Regions from separate parts of the Homo sapiens genome. Here region 2 is linked to region 1. Evidence: read pairs that join two places in POLR2A ChIA-PET (ENCODE). Cell type or tissue: PC-9. All regions are shown on one strand. Each heading gives the region's core, and the rest is flanking DNA. Links, peaks and the distances in the headings are about the cores only. Region 1 has its middle 4.4 kb from the start of KLRG2. Region 2 has its middle 6.0 kb from the start of KIAA1549.

The links. ChIA-PET counts read pairs that join two places held together with the same protein. Peaks named below come from ENCODE experiments on the same cell type or tissue, not always from the same donor. Only the 100,000 strongest peaks of a DNase experiment are listed, where the experiment ranks them.
Region 2: POLR2A ChIA-PET joins it to region 1 with 10 read pairs; 3 of 35 experiments call an interaction of 5 or more read pairs at or near these places.

Annotation. Positions count from the first base shown.
Region 1 is chr7:139,484,660-139,491,578 of GRCh38, reverse strand. No RefSeq gene overlaps it. Among named protein-coding and RNA genes, the nearest start is that of KLRG2, 4.4 kb to the right of the region's middle. In PC-9, for the core only: no CTCF peak of the experiment used is centred there; no DNase peak of the experiment used is centred there.
Region 2 is chr7:138,983,917-138,990,835 of GRCh38, reverse strand. No RefSeq gene overlaps it. Among named protein-coding and RNA genes, the nearest start is that of KIAA1549, 6.0 kb to the right of the region's middle. In PC-9, for the core only: no CTCF peak of the experiment used is centred there; a DNase peak (open chromatin) is centred at 4,245; H3K27ac peaks cover 369 bases.

The sequences.
Region 1 (6,919 bases), core at 1,629-4,128:
CCTGTTTGATTTGGGGGATACTTAGGCCTCAAGACTCTTGGACTAGCAAATCTCATTCATAATGGGCTGATTTAGTTCAGAGGGGAAGAAGATACTATTATCCTTAAATCTGGGACCTCTTCACCAAGGTGCTCCTGGGCACTTGTACCTCCTCCCTTTGCTACCCTCAGTCTCTGGTGACAGGAGTCCCACACAGCCTGGCAGGAAAAGTCTGTTACACACCTGTGATGCAAGGAAGTGCTTTTCCTGGTCTCACATATCCAAGCCCAGCCCTACTCCATTGCTCCCCCAGGTCTCCTGGTCCTTCTACCTGCTCCCATCTAGGTCTTTCCAAGTATTGAACCCCAGACTCGACAAAGTCAGCTAACGCTGGGGACACTAATGCAGAGGAGAGCTAGGTCTGCCCCCCATATCCCTGAGCCACAGCTGTCTATCCACACCATTACAATCCCACAAGTGCTGCATTGGACAGGAAAGGATTCTGGGGATGGAGCTTCTAAAAGGGAGGGTTTTGTTTTGTTTTGTTTTTTCTTTTGAGACGGAGTCTCACTCTGTCACCCAGGCTGGAGTGCAGTGCCACAATCTCAGCTCACTGCAAACTCCACCTCCCGGGTTCAAGCGATTCTCCTGCCTCAGCTTCCTGAGTGGCTGAGATTATAGGCGCCTGCCACCACGCCCAGCCAATTTTTGTATTTTTAGTAGAGACGGAGTTTCACCATGTTGGTCAGGCTGGTCTCAAACTCCTGATCTCATGATCCAGTTTTTTTGTGTGTGTGTTTTGTTTTTTTGTTTGTTTGTTTTTGAGACGGAGTTTCGCTCTTGTTGCCCAGGCTCAAGTGCAATGGCATAATCTCAGCTCACTGCAACCTCCGCCTCCTGGGTTCAAGTGATTCTCCTGCCCCAGCCTCCCAAGTAGCTGAGATTACAGGTGCGTGCCACCAAGCCTGGCTAATTTTTGTATTTTTAGTAGAGATGGGGTTTCACCATGTTGGTCAGGCTGGTCTCAAACTCCTGACCTCATGTTCCTTTTTTTTTTTTTTTTTTTGAGATGGAGTTTCCCTCTTGTTGCCCAGGCTGGAGTGCAATGGCGTGATCTCAGCTCACTGCAACCTCCACCTCAAGGGAGGGCCTTTGTTTCAACACACAGATGTCTCAGGGAGCTGTTTTCCTGCTGGCCATGGCTCTTCTCCAATTCTCCCGGGATAAGCTTGTGTGTATTCAGGTGGAATGTTTTCTCAGTCCCTGCCTTACCCACACTCTTGACCTAAAGCTACCTTTTGTTCCTCCCCTAGAGCTGCCTAGCTCTCTCTCCTCTGCCTCGCCCAGCTGCAGGTGGATCCTCCACTAAAATGAGGCTGCCTCGTCACTCCCATTGGATGGCTGATGTCTCAGAAAGTTACAGGGGATGGGGGTCAGGGGTGCGGTGTGGCTGAAGGAACTGGAAAGTGAGGCCTAGTCTGTTAGTAACGGGAGCAACATCTATACCTCTGCCCCAGCCCATGACCTGCATGGACTCAATCAGCGGGAGACTGGGGATGAAACATTCGGGGAACCAGGAGGACTAGGGGAGCATAAAGCAGCAAAAGGGGAGAAAAGATGTGTTTGGGAGCCGGAGCTGCCCAATGACATGCTGGCTTTCCCACTTAGGAGCCGTGCACCCCTACACTAGCTCCTCAACCTCTCTGAATCTCAGTTTCCTCACCTGTGAAGTAGGGATTTTAGTTATTATGAAGAGTAAATGGACCCAACAGCCAAATGTCATGCTTGAACCCTGATGGGAACCTGGTTGGAAAAAAAATTAGAAAAATTTAAATTTGGTCTCCAAAATATCACCTGGCTCGGCGTTATTGTTCATTTCTTTGGTGTGAGAATGGCGTTGTACTTATGGAAAACACGTGTATTCTTCGCAGATGCACGCTGAAATATTGAAGGGTGAGGCTTCACGAGGTCGGCAGCTCACACTCAGATGGTTCCATAACAACAGAGAGAATGTTTGCACAGAGGTGGAGAGAAGGACAAGAACGATGTGTGAAATGCTAACTGTTGAATCAAGGTGGAGGGCGTTCACGTGATCACCATTTATTCTTTCCATTTTTCTTAATGTTTAAAAATGTGTCAACCAAAGATTGAGGGGGGGAAGAGAGACCAGGTGTGTGAAGCACTCTGCACAATGCCCCATTCAGCATAATTTATTTAATAAATATTCACTAAGCTCCTGGCGGAGATGTCAGTCAAGAACCAGGGATGGCGTGTCAGATACTGATCTGGGGATGCAGTGAGGATTTCTAGGGGGCCAGAGACAAGCATTAAAGGGTGAACAACCATGTGCACGTGCTGACCACAGACTGTGGAGAATGCTAGGAAGACAGCTGACAGGTGAGAGACCAAGGTGGGGGCTTAGGCGGTGTGAGGGGATGTCACACTGGCTTGGGTACCCTCTGAGCCTCTGAGCAGGTGGAATGTGAGCTGGGGATGGGCTGTGCCAGGGAGCTGGCTGTGCGGAAACCCCTCTCCTTCCTCATCTGTGTCTCCAGGGCCCCTAGAGGGGCCCAAGATGCCACGGGGATGACATCAGCCAAGAACCAGGAGTGGGAATGTTTGCCTCCTCTCTGGGGAATTAAGCTGCAATTTAATTTATGCTTGTAGAACTCAGTCTGTTCGGACAGACCAGATACCATCAGCCACCCTTGACCAGTGAACCTCATGGTGTGGGGCAGGAAAAATGATGAGGATTCCTGCAGGGCCACCTCCTGGAACCAGCCAGTGATTTGGAACTGGCATTAGAGGAAATGTTAGTGGTATTTCATCCAGGCCCTGACAGTGTCCAAGACACTTCTCAGTAGCACAACTAACAAATGAAAAGATGTTCAGCTTCATTCATAGTTAAAGAAATGCAAGCTGGAATTCAATATTTTTGCCCATCAGATTGGTAAGGACTAAGAAGATTGATGATACGGAGCGATGGGGCGGCCACGGGAACAGCCCTCGCATCCTTTGTTTGTTGAGCCTCTTGTGGGTAATTTAGCAGTACCCATCACATTCAAAATTCTGACCACCCTTTGGCTCAGCAATTTCATTTTAATGATTCTATTCTGAAGATATTTCAGAGATGTGATTTTTAAAAACAATATATACAAGTATGCTCACTGAATTATATCTATATCATGTTCAGCATTACAGTAATTATGTCACCCAAATGGAAACAACTCAAACGTCCATCAGGAGACTTCTTAAATAAATTACATATAGGAAAACATTTAATATGAGTGAAGTTTTGGAAATAAAGATATTTATATATATAATAACAGTACAGGTTAGTGTATACATTTGTTTAAAAATCTTGAAGACTGCATACCAAAATGTTAATAACAGAAATCTCTGGAGCATAGAAAACAGGGGACCTTTCTTTTCTACAGTATGCACTTCTGTAATATCTATATTTTGTATTGCAGACATACATTGCTGTTGCAAGCAGAAAACAGGATTTTAAAGTGAGGGAAAGGGAGAAAAGGATGAAAGGAAGGATCACGGTAGATATTTGTTCTTTTTTGCCAGCCAACATCTGAACCCCCTTGAAACATTTGGGTAATTCACCTATCTTAGGATGTCTCAATTTAGAAGTTGTAAATGGCCTTCTGGTGCCAGGCTGCTGTGCTGTGTCACAGGAGGTATAGAGAGACTCCATCGAAGCCTGGCCCTCACCCCAAGACAGACGTGGAGCCCAGTGAGACTTGGGTTTTCGGCCACTTGCAATCAGTTCCTCCTTCCTTCCTTCCTTTTATCTACCTTCCCTTCCCTCCCCCTTCCCTTCCCCCTCCCCTTCACCTTCACCTTCACCTTCACCTTCACCTTACCCTTACCCTTACCCTCCCCTCCCCCTTCCCCTTCACCTCACCCTTCCCTTCCCCTTCCCCTTTGTCTTCCCCTTTCCTTCCCTCCTCTCCCCTTTACTCTCTTTCTCTCCTTCCTTTCTTTTTGTGAGACAGGATCTCACTCTGTTGCCCAGGCTGGAGTGCAGTGGCACAATCACAGCTCACTGCAGCCTCAAACTCCCAGGCTCAAACAATCCTCCCGCCTCAGCCTCTCTAGTAGCTGAGACCACAGGTGCATGCCACTGCACCCAGCTAACTTTTTGCTTTTTTAGTAAAGACAAAGTCTCCCTATGCTGCCCAGATTCAAACTCCTGGGCTCAAGTGATCCTCCTGCCTTGGCCTCCCAACGTGCTGGGATTACAGGTGTGAGTCACCATGCCTGACCCAGAGTCTTAAATGATAAGGCAAAAAGTGGAGGAGGTATGAGAAGGATACTCAGGGTCTCGTGAAATCCACAGAATTGAACAAACAAGCTTTAGGAAGGGCTGAGATCGGACAAACTCTGGGGCCCAGAGCAGGAGTTTCTGGGCTTTCTCTCTAGGGAGCTGCCCTACTAGGAGCTCTGACAACACTCGGCTCTGGGTCTCTCATATCTAGTGTCAAATTCCTGCAAAGAAGAACCTAAGCTCAGGAGAAAGATCTGGGCTTGAAGGTCACTGACGTATGGTGGGTGAGAAGCTCTGCAGCAATTTTCAAAGGAACAGCCAGGAAGGCAGAAGGAGAGCTGGTAGAGGTGGTGTCAGGAAGCCCACAGGCCACAGATGAGTGGGTTTTTGAGAGGAGGAAGAAATGATCATAATGTCAAAACCTGAGAGATAAAACGAGCACTGAAGAGCATCTGCAGGCCGGGCACAGTAACTCACACCTGTAAGCCCAGCACTTTGGGAGGCCGAGGCGAGAAGATGGCTTAAGGCCAGGAGTTCAAGACTAGCCTGGGCAACATAGCGAGACTCCTCCATCCTTATAATATATATAAAATATAACATATATATATATATATATCTTTTTTTTCCAAAAATGGAAAAAAAGCATTTGCTGGGTTTGGTGACTTGTACCCTTGCCAAGGAAAATTTTGGCAGACAGATGGGGGCAATTACCTTGTTAAAAAAGGTTGGTCATGGCCCGGTGTGGTGGCTCACGCCTGTAATCCCAGCACTTTGGGAGGTTGAAGCGGGCAGATCACCTGAGGTCAGGAGTTCAAGACCCTGTCTCTACTAAAAATACAAAAATTAAGCGGTTGTGATGGTGCACACCTATAATCCCAGCTACTTGGGAGGCTGAGGCACGAGAATTGCTTGAACCCAGGAGGCCATGGTTGTAGTGAGCCGAGATCACGCCACTGCACTCCAGCCTAGGTGACAGAACAAGACTCTCTTTCAAAAAAAAAAAAAAAGTTTGGCCACGACAAGGAAGAATAGAGAGGGTGTTAGCAGGAGGAGGGTACTGGGCCCAAAGAGGCATTTAAAACTTGAACATGTTGAGTGATGCCCTTGACTGATGAGGAATGAGCAGAAGCCTCGTAGTGGTGGAGAAGGACCCTTTGGTGAAGCTTTCCCAGGTGATTTTCTGCTAAAGTTTTGGCTTTCTCAAAACACTCTCATAGTAAGCAGATGTTATTGCTCTTTTGCCCTCTAGAAAGCCAACAAGCAAAATGCCTTGAGCATCCCAAAAAACTGTTGCTGTGACTTCTGCTCTTGACCTGTCCACTTTTGCTGTGACTGGGCCACTTCCACCTCTTGGGAGCCATTGCTTTGTGCTTTGTCTTCAGGATCCTACTGGTAAAGCCACGTTCCATCTTCTGTTACAACTCTTCAGAGAAATGCTTCAGGATCTTGATCCTACTCGTTTTAAATTTCCATTGAAAGTTCTGCTCTTGGCTGCAGCTGATCTGGACGCAATGGTTTTCCATAGAGTGGAAACTTTGCTCAACTTTAATTTTTCAGTCAGAAAAGTGTAAGCTGAACCAATTGAGACGTCTTTGGTGTTGGCTGTTGTTTGTGCTGTTAATCGTTGGTCCTCTTCATGAGGGCACAAATAAGATTAATTATTTTACTCAAAAATTGATGTGGATGGTCTGCCACTGAGGGCTTTATCCTCAACATTGTCTCATCCCTTCTCTTTTTTTTTTTTTTTGAGATGGAGTCTCCTTCTGTCACCCAGGCTGGAGTACAGTGGCACAATCTCGGCTCACTGCAAACTCTGCCTCCCGAGTTCAAGCAATTCTCCTGCCTCAGCCTCCCGAGTAGCTAGGATTACAGGCACCCACTACCACGCCCGGCTAATTTTTTGTATTTTCAGGCACCCGAGTAGCTGAGACTACAGGCGCATGCCACCATGCCAGCTAATTTTTTGTATTTTAGTAGAGACGGGGTTTCACTGTGTTGCCCAGGCTGGTCTTGAACTCTTGAGCTCAGTCAATCCGCCCACCTCGGCCTCCCAAAGTGCTGGGATTACAGGCGTGAGCTGCCGCGCCCAGCTTAATTTTTGCTTTTTTAGTAGAGACAGGATTTCAGCATGTTGGCCAGGCTGGTCTCGAACTCCTTACCTCAAGTGATCCACCTGCCTCGGCCTCCCAAAGTGCTGGGATTACAGGCTGAGCCACCACGCCTGGCCTCATCCCTTCTTAAAACGAGTTTTCCATTTGCAAACTGCTGGTTTCTTGGGGGCATTGTCCCCATGAGCTTTTCATAAAAATATCAATGATGTCACCATAAATGTGATGATTATTCTTGCTTCAAATTTAGCAGAATCCTTGTTGCTCTGACAGGAGCTCTTTTCAAACTGATGTCTTATCCTTCTTAGTGCCTCAAACTAGATCTTGTCGAGACATGTGATAACAAGTTAGTACAAATTTATTTTGGTGCCAAAAAATTTTCAAATCCATGCATAGTTTTTTTCATAGTATGAATTTTCCATGAACCTTTTGAAGACCGCTTGTATAGAAAAAAACAGTATATATAGGGTTTGGTGCTATCCAAAGTTTCAGGCATTCACTGGGAGGTCTTGGAACTATCCCAGTGGATAAGGGAGGACTACTATGCTAAAAA
Region 2 (6,919 bases), core at 3,052-5,551, 500 kb after region 1:
ACCCAAACACTTCCTATGTTTTTTCACAGAAGTATAACATTTCCATGTGTTACTGTATGGTGATTTTATCAAGCCATTAAGCCACTCTCCTGACACTGGACATTGGGCTGCTGAAGCTGCCATATCTTTTTTTTTAAGATGGAGTCTCGCTCTGTCATCAGGCTGGAGTGCAGTGGTGCAGTTTCAGCTCACTGCAACCTCCGCCTCCCGGGTTCAAGCAATTCTCCTGTCTCAGCCTACCGAGTATAGCTGGGACTCCAGGCTTGTGCCACCACACCAGGCTAATTTTTGTATTTTCAGTAGAGATGGGGTTTCACCATGTTGGCCAGGATGGTCTCGATCTCCTGACCTCATGATCCGCCCGCCTCGGCCTCCCAAAGTGCTGGGATTTCAGGTGTGAGCCACAGCGCCTGGCTGAAGCTGCCATTTCAAAAGAATGACCTGTTGCTGTTGATTCCATCTGCTCTTAGCTCTGAGAATTTGCTCTATCGATGATCCCTCTCTTGGATCTTATTCTCTCGTTGTCTTTGGACACCTCTTAAATCTACAAGGATGTTCAGTCTTACCTATCCTAAAAAATATCTCAACCCTGTTACCCGCCATCTTCTGTGGCCTCCACTACTTCCTAACCCACTCATTCTTTTACCCCTTTTTGTTTGCCTCTCCTCCCCTGCCACCCCCTCACTTCGACACAGTATGAAGGGTCCTCAAAAAATTCAAAGTAAAACTATCCTATGGTCCAGCAATCCCACTATTGGGTATACATTCAGAGGAAATGAAATCAGTTGAAGAGGTATCTGCACCTCCATGTTCACTGCAGCTTATTCACAAAAGCCAAGATATGGAATCAACTTATATGTCCATTGTGGGATGAATGGATAAAGAGAATGTGGTGTATACAGACACAATGGAATACTATTCAGCCTTAAAAAAGAAGGAAATCTTGTTATTTGAGACTGCATGGATGAACCCGGAGGACAAAATGAGCCAGGCACAGAAGGAAAGTCTCTTTTTAACAACTGCATCTGCAAGTCCAAAGAGGTCTTCTCAGTCCTGTTGTCTTTGACATTGACTGTCCTCTCTATTTTAAAACTTGTTTCCCAGGCTGTTGGTGACACCACATTTCCATTGTGCTTCTCCGCTTTCTTTCTAGATCTTTCTCTGCCTTTTTCACGGACTCCTCTTCAGCCTTTCCAAAACGAAGGTCTTTCTCCAGGGCTCTCCTTGGCCCTCTTTTCTTGCCTTCTCCCCTCCCTTTCTAGGCAGTCATTTACTCTCTCATCTTTAGCTAATGACGCCGTATGAATGATTCCATATCTGGAGTCACATCTTCCAAGCCCTCAGCTCACCTTCGCCATCGCTGGCGTCAGCACAGCTCCCTGGTATGGGTCCAGCACCTCACAGCCAACACACTCAGAACCCAACCCTCCATCTTTGCTTCTCACCCAGGCTTTCCAGCTGAATTCCTTTTTTTCCTATCCTTCCACAGATGGTCCAAAATCTCTGAATCATCTTTCATTCTTTCCTCTCCTCATATCTCACCGACTCATTTAGCATCCAGAATGTGTCTCATCCATTTTCTAATTTCCATTCAAACCCACAAAGTTTTTATTTAGAAAAATTTTGAAATACAAAAGCAGTATATGCTGGTGTCAAAAATTCAAATGCTATCTAATCTGTCACAGGAGTGGAGTTAAATAAATGAAAAATAAAGAAAAAAGTTCAGATGATATGATGTGTATTAATCACAGGTAAGATTATTGTAATCAGGTGTATGATTATATGGAGCAAAAAGTGAATTTTCCCCTTCATACATTCACTTCCCAACTCCTCTCTAAACTTGATTTCCTTTCCCAGTAGTAACGACTGTTTACACTCATACTTTTTTAAAAAGTGGGTTTACAATCACAATCCCACTTTTTTTTCATTAGTGGGATTATACTATACAGTATCTTACTCCCCCATGCCCATGTAATATGTGAGTCTTCCATGGAAGAGAATACAAAGTCTAGAAATAAATCCACACATACCTAGTCAATTAATTTTGAGAAAATATAAAGTCAATTAAATGGCAAAAGGATAGTCTGCAACAAATGGTGCTATAACAACTAGACATCACACCCACAAAATTAACTTCAACCCTTTAATCTCACAAAATACATCAAAGTTGACTCAAATGGATCATAGACTGAAACATAAGAGCTAAAACATTAAGTTTCTGGATAGAAACATGAGAGAAAATATTTGTGACCTCGAGCTAGGCAAATATTTTTTAGGACACAAAAAACATGAAACAAAAAAGAAAAAAATAATAAAAAAGTGTATTTCACCAAAGTTAAAAACCTCTTCTCTTTGAATATCTTAAGAGAATGAAAAGACAAGTTATGGACTAGGAGAAAACATTTGCAAAACACACATCGGATAAAAGATTTGTATTTAGAATACATAAATATACAATTTGGTAAGATTTGAACAGACATGCCACCAAAGAAGACATATTGATTGCAAATAAACACATGGAGAGTGTTCAATATCATTAGTCATGAGGACAAGGCAGATTAAGTGCACAATGAGATATCATTAGACACTTGCTAGAATGGTTCAAATTAAAAAGGCTAACAAAATCAAGTGCTAACAAGGGTATGGAACAACTAGACCTTTCATACATTGCTGGTGGGGATCTAAAATATATCCCACCTGGGAAGACAGTTGGGCAGTTTAAATTTACATTTATCACGCCACCCAGTTAAATTTACATTTATCACATGACTTAGCAGATCTACTCCTAGGTATTTACCCAAGAGAAATGAAAACATATGTTCACACAAAATACCTGAAAACAAATGTTTTTAGCAGCATTATTAATAATGACCAAAAACCTGGAAACAATCCAAATGTTCATCAGTTGGTGACTGGACAAATTGTGGTATATCCATTCAATGGAATACTACTAAGCAATAGAAAGGAACAAGTTACTGACGCATGCAACAACTTGGATGAATCTCAGACATTATGCTAAGTAAAAGAAACCAGACACAAAGTGCTACATACTATATAATTCCATTTATGTCAAATGCTGGAAAAGGCAAAGCTGTAGAAACAGAAATCAGATCAGTGGCTGTCAGAGGGAGGGTATGGGATAGACTGCAAGCTGGCACAAGGGAACTTTAAGGGCAATGTAAATGTTCTTTACCTTGAATGTGGTGGTGGTTATAGGATTTCATAGAATTGTTGAAACTCACTGAACATTTTTAAAAGGTGAATTTTCATCAAACTGCTTATGATTGTGGATAGCTTTGTTCTTTGCTTCTTGTGTTTTTCAGTTTCCTGAATTGTACATATTAACTTTTAAAAAATAAAGATTATTTTTAAAACCTGAAAAAAAAAAGGCGAACTTTTATTTATTTATTTATTTATTTTTTGAGACAGAGTCTCGCTCTGTCACCAGGCTGGAGTGCAATGATGTGATCTCTGCTCACTGCAACCTTCGCCTTCCGGGTTCAAGCTATTTTCCTGCCTCAGCCTCCCGACTAGTTGGGATTACAGGCACGCACCACCACACCTGGCTAATTTTTGTATTTTTAGTAGAGACGGGGTTTTGCCAGGTTGGTCAGGCTGGTCTCAAACTCCTGACCTCGTGATCCACCCATCCTGGCCTCCCAAAGTGCTAGGATTACAGGCATGAGCCACCACGCCTGGCCAAAAAAGGTGAATTTTATCTGATTAAATTACCTGACTAAATTTGCCAGCTGAATTAAACTTGACTTGAAAAAAAAAAAAGGAAAAGGAAGTGAGCTGATTTTATATTTTGATAGATAAGGTCAAATTATCCTCCAAAATGGCTACACCAGTAGAATTCGAGAGTGCCTATTTTGCTATACACTTGAATATACAAATGAATATAATCAAAATTTTAAAAGTTTTGTCTGTTTGATGGTGAAAAATATTTTGATCCTTGATATTCATGCAGCAGCATTAAGATCTTGTTCTGGCTAGGTGCAGTGGCTCACGCCTGTAATCCCAGCACTTTAGGAGGCCGAGGCAGGCGGATCTCGAGGTCAAGAGATGAAGACCAGCCTGGCCAACATGGTGAAAACCCGCCTCTACTAAAAATACAAAAAAATTAGCTGGGCGTGGTGATGTGCGCCTGCCGTCCCAGCTACTCGGGAGGCTGAGGCAGGAGAATCGCTTGAACCGGGGAGGTAGAGGTTGCAGTGAGCATAGATTGCGTCACTGCATTCCAGCCTGGTGACAGAGCTAGACTCCATCTCAAAAAAAAAAAAAAAAAAAAAATCTTGTTTTAATTGGTCTCCTCTTTAGTCTTTTCTCTTTCCAAATCATCTTATATAATGTTAATAGAGTAATCCTTCTTGTGCTTAGTTCTAATAATATCTGAACAAATCTTTAATGATCCACCGTCACCTACAAAATTAAGTCCAAACCCTTCAGCCAGATCTTTAAGCTCTCCTTGTTCTATATCAGCTTCCCTTTTCTCTCTTCTCTGCTGCGCCTCTCTAGGTCTGGTATGTCTTACCACTTTCAGTAAGTGATTATAAAGTCTCACTCTTAGACATCTAGCTCAATGGTTCTTACACACTGGAATCCTGGGAAGCTTTTAAAAGACAGGGCTGTCCAAGCCTGGTCTGCAGAGATTTGGATTTTACTGGTCTGAAGTGTGGCCTGGGGGTGTTCTGTTTTGTTTTGTTTGTGGTGTCCAGGTGATTTTAATTTGCAGTCAGCATTGTGAACCACTGCTCTAGCTGATCTGGCCATCAGCTAGATAAATTTCATGCATTCCTGCCTTTATATTTTTGTACTGTTGGTTCCCTCCACCTGGAACACCTGTCCTGTTCTCTTTAGCTGTCCAAGTCCTCTTCATTTTTTAGGCGCCCCCTAACACCCAGCTTCCATGCAACACTACACTGAAGCTTTGCTTGATCTCTTGTGCCAAATATGATTTCTACTTCTTTGAACTTTTTTTTATAACTTCCTTCGGACATCTGTCATGTTCTACTTTGCAATATGTAGGTTTTTAAAATTTGTTTTTTTTTTTCCCGTAAGACTGTAAGCTCCTTGAAAAAACTGTAGACAATTATTATTTTTTTTTTTTTTGAGGCAGGGTCTAGCTCTGTTGCCCAGGCTGAAGTGCACTGGCATGATCACGGCTCACTGCAGCCTTGACCTCCTCAGGCTCAGGTGATCCTCCCACCTCAGCCTCTCGGGTGGCTGGGACTACAGGTGCACGCCACCATGCCTAGCTAATGTTTTGGATTTCTTCATAGAGATGGGAGTCTCACCATGTCGCCCAGGCTGGTCTCAAACTCCTGGGCTCAAGCAATCCACCTGCCTCAGCCTCCCAAAGTGCTAGAATTACAGACGTGAGCCACTGTGCCCGGCCTAATTAATCTTACTGATCATTTAGCACATGACTCTACGGGGCGCTTACTTAGTAGGGACTCAGTAAATATTTTTTGAATGTTTATTCTGGCTACTTCTCCACTTTGCACAGTTGTTCCCTCTGCCTGACACCCTCTTCCCCAGCTATCCCCATGGCCCAATGTCACCTTAGTAGGGTGATCATCCCTGACTATTCTATTTAACACAGTAACACTGACCCTTCCCTCACTCCTTTTCCCTCTTTGTTATTCTGCAAATTGTTGTCATCAGCCGAAGGCTCACTTACTGATTGCCTGTCTCCTCTCACTAGAACATAAGTTCCACGAGGAAGGGCCTTTGTTTTGTTCACCGTTATACCTCCAGTGCCCACTGCACTGCCTGGCATATGGTACATGCTCAAAAAATATTCATTGAATTTAATGAATGACCTTTGTGAACATTCATCTTATTTTGTATAATTCTCTTAAGAACCGAACCCACAGCTAAGCAAGGTAGGCATGTGAAGCCCATCATCAGATAAGAACATTTGAGGTTTGAGAGTAGGGTGAAGCATTTTGTTCAAGTTCATAAACTTTTCTGTGACAGAGCAGAACGCAGAACTCAGCTGTCCTGATTCCTATTCTAGGACTCTCACACTACCCTCTACCGACTTCCAGCCATCCTCTAACTTCAGTCCCTCTGTCCCATCCTTATCCAGACCCTAAGAATTGAGGGGCCCAGGTCAAGAGTGCAAATAGGGGCTCACGCAGCCCATTTCACATTTGGCCATTTTGGCCATTTCACATCGATGACCAGATTTTCATCAGCAAGTTACATGCCAAGCAAGCAAACTATTAAATATGTCTGTTCTACCTTAACAAACGTATGTCTTCAGAATGGTTAGGCTGGTTCACAGGCAGGATTCGCAGACTTCCTGCAGTTGTGAGCAGAACATCGCAGCCAGGTTGCCATGTGAATATGGGCCATGCCCGATCTTCTCTTCCCATCCCTGGTCCTCTGCTTCATTCCTATAGGTTTCATGTGCGCATCTTTAGAGATGCCTCCTGCGTAAGTTTTGCCACTCCCTAGCAAACAACTACCCCGTGGGACCAGACACACCCTTGGTGCAGCCTTGGGAGAATGGACTTGAGGAAGAGGCCACATAGGCCTGAAGATGAGCCTGGGGTGAAATGGGCAGGATTCTGGGGTCCTGGGCACCTGAGCATGGGAAGATGGGCTGCTGGTGAGGGTGCTTCCTGGGCTTCACAGACTCTGTCCTGAGGAGAGAGGTGCAGTTTGAGAAGGCCAGAGTGGGGCCCGCTTCGTCTAGGTCTAAGGATAGTACTGAGCCTACCTCTCCCTGTCTCCAAACCAGATTGTAAGCCTATCGAGGACCCAGGTTAATTTTCCCCCTCCCCTGGAGGGTGTGTGGTTTAACTGGAGACGACAATTCCAGTTGGAGTTGAGCCTTATGGAAATAAACTAACCTCTCTGGCTTGTTTCTTTATCTATGAGAATTGGATGAGATGATCTCTAAAATCGA